Linked DNA regions of Homo sapiens: region 2 is linked to region 1. A link is a loop called in an ENCODE intact Hi-C map of the cell type or tissue named here. Cell type or tissue: breast epithelium. All regions are shown on one strand.

Evidence for each region. Peaks named below come from ENCODE experiments on the same cell type or tissue, not always from the same donor. Only the 100,000 strongest peaks of a DNase experiment are listed, where the experiment ranks them.
Region 2: a loop joins it to region 1, with 14 times the contacts of the local background. A loop is called at or near these places in 49 of 110 quality-filtered maps.

Annotation. Positions count from the first base shown.
Region 1 is chr16:86,583,991-86,586,490 of GRCh38, forward strand. No RefSeq gene overlaps it. Among named protein-coding and RNA genes, the nearest start is that of FOXL1, 6.7 kb to the left of the region's middle. In breast epithelium, no CTCF peak of the experiment used is centred here; no DNase peak of the experiment used is centred here; H3K27me3 peaks cover 438 bases.
Region 2 is chr16:86,763,481-86,765,980 of GRCh38, forward strand. It overlaps LOC105371392 (a long non-coding RNA gene), which reads right to left and starts at 545. Exons shown (of 3, transcript XR_933864.4): 1 at 12-545. In breast epithelium, no CTCF peak of the experiment used is centred here; no DNase peak of the experiment used is centred here; H3K27me3 peaks cover 1,288 bases.

The DNA.
Region 1 (2,500 bases):
ATGGAGGAGTGGGCTGGATGAACGAAACCGCCAGTGATTAGCAAGGGTGAGAACAGCTCCATCCTGCCTCTGCCCCCTCAGCCTGCAGCAGGTACCACCTTCAGAGCTGGAGTGGAAAGGAGCCACAGTGCTGGAGCAGACAGGAGGGAAGGGAAATATCCCACCTCTCCTCTTCCGCCTTCCAGCCTCATCTGATGCTTCCGATGGGCTGAAACCTGCAAGAAACCCAGCCTGCAAGGTAGCCCAGGTAATGCTGTCCATAGGGGTCAACCTGCAGAGGAGGTGAAGAGGGGCTGCGAGTGGACCAGGGAAGGGCTGGGCAAGCTGACTGTGACCAGCACACTGGGGGTCCTTCTGCGGGGACCAGGAAGTTGCCGCTGCCCTGACCACACCTTGATGTACAAAAGCCAAGGCTGGGATGTCCCAGACAATGCCTATGGCTGCATCTGGAATTCCAGAAGATTGGAATCTCCCATCTGGCAAGCTTCCAAGAGAAGCAGGCTGTAGATACTAATCTGGGTCCCTCTTAGGTGGGCAGGGCCTCGGCTTCAACTGAGTTCCAGAGAGGGCCTGCCCTGGCCATGCATCTCTGCCTGGATGTCTTGGAGTCTGAGAAGTTGCTGGACTGCCTTTGACTGTGCACAGTAGTAATGGTTTTTCTTTTTCTTTTCTTTTCTTTTTTCTTTTTTCTTTTTTTTTTTTTTTTTTGAGGCTGAGTCTTACTCTGTTGCCCAGGCTGGATTGCCATGCAGTGTTGTAGTCATAGCTCACTAGCCTCAAACTCCTGGGCTCAAGCCAGCCTCCTGCCTCAGCCTCCTGAGTAGCTGGGACCATACGTGCACACTATTACACTTGGCTTATTTCACAAATTTTTATGTTTGCAGAGAGGGGTCTGGCATGTTGCCCAGGCTGGTCTCGAACTCTTGACCTCAAGTGACTCTCCCACCTCAGCCTCCCAAAGCACTGGGATTACAGGGGTGAGCCACAGGGCTCAGCCTTCACTGGGTTGTGTGGCTGACGCTGTCCTGCCCTTTTAGAATGTGTGGACCACATGTTGGTGAGGGCATCCTCAAGCCCAATCCAGAAGAAGTTGGGACGATAAAAGGGTCTCCACCCCAGGGCAGTGTCCGTGTTAAGCCCACTTGGAAGGGTGAGGAACAACACCCTGGAGTTTGCGAGGTCACATGGACTTCGACAGCATGAACTTTAAGGAACAGCTCATGCCTTTGCAATGTGCAGCGGAAAGTATTATGAACCTCACGCCACCCAGAGCTCTTGGCTTCTCATCTCTCGGCTTCTCATCTCTCCCAGGTAGCTGGTCACCATCTCCTATCCACCTCTTCCAGGTCCACTCCAACACACCCAACAATGGGAACAATTGCTGTAATTGCATCTTATTGATTCCTTACCCCTCAGTAATTGATCTAGTCAGGGTGAGGTGGCCCCGGAAGAGGGTTCCTTAACCTGGATAAGAGTGTGGCCTCGGAGCCCATGAGACAGAGGCTAATAATGCAGCTGAGCCTTCACTTGCTGTTGACATTGGCAGTGACCTAACTCTTTTGTCCCTTAACTCCTGGCATGGGTACAAATAACATTAGTAACTACTTCATAGAGCTGTAATGGGCATAAATTAAATGATGGTTATACATTCATGACCACAGCCTGCCCTGGTTCTCATCTGTAAAGCAGGAAGCATAATCTCTCCTCCTGCATGAGACCTCATCAGAGTTAAATGAGTTGATGTTTGTAAAATGTCTGGCATACAGAAAACACTCAATACATGCTAAGTCTTATGGCTGTATACAGACATAACCTCTAGTCTCCACTCATGACTTCTCTGTGCAGCAACAAAAACACGAACAAACAGTGCTGCTCATGTTAGAGAATTCTGTCGAGAACAGAAGGCTCCTGGGGCTGATTTCTGCAGTCCTCCTGCCCGGGCAGGCTGGGATCCATTTCATCTTTTTGTTGCCGTGTTTCCTCTCTTGAGATGATCCAACCGTTTGAACACGAAACCAAAAGCAAAATAAGCTGCTACACACGGCAGGGGATCTTAGGAAAACCATAGGAGAGATGATTTTCACAGGCTGGAGGAGAGCAACATTCCTTTGGTGCTTCTTTGCTTTGCCCAGGTGGTACAAGGAGCCTAGAGGAGACTTCCCAGGGCTGACTGTCTAGCCATTGTGAACTCAAGGGCCTTGGGAATGAATACAACTCTTTATTTCTGCCCCCCAGCACTGAGACCATTCCTATAAGCCAAAACCGAGGCTCCACCCCTCTCCTGGGGAGAAAGGGCCTAGCCTGGAGGAGCAGTTTTCCCTAAACTCATGCATTTCATAGCCCGCCTTATAAAGTGTAAAGAGTATTTCTTTTCAATGCTGTAGCTAAATATAGCAGGGCTTGGTCAGCTAGAACATTTTTAGTAAGCACATTACAAATCAGGAATGTTTTGGAGAAATAAATAAACTTTCCCACATTTTTGGACTTTGAGTCGGTCCTG
Region 2 (2,500 bases), 180 kb after region 1:
TCCCTACACACCCTTCTCCAGAAGAGGTGTCCACGGCTCCCAGCAAGAAGAGGACATTTCAGTGTTCTTTCCGCTCCAACTCCCACGGAAGCTGGAGCTCCAAATGCAGCCAGCACAAACTATCTCAAATCACAAGGGTCCATTGGAATAAGCTTGTGGCCGTTAGCTCAGGAAAATGGAAACCAGTGAAGCCTTGCTTCTTCTGATCCCCACAGACCCCCTCCAGTTGAATGGGAGGTCACTGAGCTTGCATCATTTTCTCAGCATCCAAAGTTTTCCTCTGTTCACCCCAGCACCCCATTCAGTATTCTCAGTCAGTGTTTGTGGGGGTTGTAGCTAAAAGTTCCAGTGTGGAGCCGCAGTCACAGCCTGCAAGCACATCTCCATGACAGGCAATTTTGATTTCAGTTGAACAGAAGCAAGCTTCAAGTTCCAAAGAAAGCCAAGTTGCGTGAGCAAAATGCTTACAAGATTCCCGAGTTCACACATCGCCTTGAGATTGTCCCAGAAGCCTTCCTGAGAGGTAGTGGCCGCCTGGGCAGTCTGCTTGGTGATTGGGAATGATGATGAAAGCCTGGCCAGTGTGTTGGGCGGGCTTCAAGTGAACACATATTATTGGCTGATTACAGGATCGGACGGTTTAAAAATGTACCACGTCGTGTTCTTCATGTTCTTCACCGGCCGTGGGTGGAAAGATGTGGATGAAATGAGAAGCAGCTTGAATGCATCTCTAAAAGATGCCAGGTGGGCTTTGTGATGTTAATTCCCACCCCCGTTTCTGGGCAGGTAAATTTTAGCAGACATAAGGGGCAAAGCTTATTACCTTCCATATTCATAAGTTTTTCTATCTGGAATAAACCAGGAAGTAGTGGAAAATGTGCAAGAAATCTCTCCAGATGTGTTTCTAGAGCAAAGAGGTTGGAACCAAGAGATCTTGAACCACTGACTAACCTCGGATAACTTCTGAGGTTAACCCACCCATCCAGTGAAGATGCAGGTTGGTACCTGGTCTTTGGCTAGCTGTATCTGAGGGTGCATCTAGGAAGGGCTAGTTAAAAATGGACTCCCTCGGTTTGTGTTTTATTCTAGATCAGTTATGGCTTGCATGGGCTCCAGAGTGTGAGATCTGGAGCCAGGCTGCGTGGGTATGAGTTCTGTTTCCCGCTTCCTTGCTGTGTGTCCCTGGGGAAGTCAGCTAACCTCTCTGTGTTTTGTTTCATCATATGTAAAGCAGGGATGGTAAAGCTACTGTATCACGTGACATTGAAGATGGGGTCAGTGCATGTAAAGTGCTTTGTACAGTGCCAGGCACAGGGTATAAGTGCCCTTTAGGGACATGTTATTATCATTACTGCTACGATAATGCTTCAGACAGTACCCATTAGTCAGCAATGTCAGAGGGCTATATTGGGTGATTCCAGCTTCTTCTTTGGGAAATAGAAAGAGCTTGAAAGGAAGCTGGCAAAACCAGGAAGAGAAATGGGTGTCCCTATTTTTGAGAAAATGTCACTAGTCTTTCTGAGCCCATTTGCTCCATCTGTGAAACTGAAGGCATCTAATTAAATTAGGTCTTTAACATTTAAAAATTTTCTTTCTTTCTCTTTCTTTCCTTCTTTCTTTCTTTCCTTCTTTTTTGACATTTAAAACATTTCTTTCTTTTTATCTCTTTCTCTCATTTTTTTTCTCTTTCTCTATCTTTCTTTATTTTTAGAGACAAGGTCTCACTCTGTCACCCAGCACCCAGGCTGGAGTGCACAGTGGTGCAATTATAGCTCACTGCAGCCCCAGACTCCCGGGCTCAAGCAATCCTCCCACCTCAGCTTCCTAAGTAGCTAGGACTACAGCCGCATACCTTCATGCCCAGCTATTTTTTAAATTTTTTGTAGAGATGGGGTCTCAGTATGTTGCCCAGGCTGGTCCTGAACTCCTGACTTCGAACAATCCTCCCACCTCAGCTTCGAAAAGTACAGGGTCATTGAGTTTTTGAAAGGGCCAGGAATTAACCAAGGACTCTGTCTACCTGAAATGTGTTCTTCAAGCAAATCTCTGGGGCCTTTCCTAGACCTGGTAGTCCATCGCTGCCGTCCTCTTATGACTTTGGAGTTGAGCTCTGCCAGTCCTTTGGAGTGCTGGTGCTTGTCTTGTTCGGGGCCCTCAGAAGCAACCTTGATACAAGGATTCTGGCACAAATCATTAATTTAGGAGGTGATCCCAGGAAACACCAACAGGGGAGTGGACAAGTAAGGACATGACCCAGGGAAGGGGAGGACCCTCTGTGAGGGGGACGTCATTAGGTCAGTGTTAAGCAATAGGAAACCATACAGCACAGACCTTGGAATTATCCCACCCAAGGAGAGGGAGCTGGGGTATTTATACACCAGCTGTCACCTGACATTGGTTCAAAACTACCCTGAGGGTAGGGATGCCCTGGCACTCCAGGGGCTTTAGATAGCCCTCAGCCAGTGGGTTTCAGGTGCTGGGTCTGGATGTGGTTAGGGTG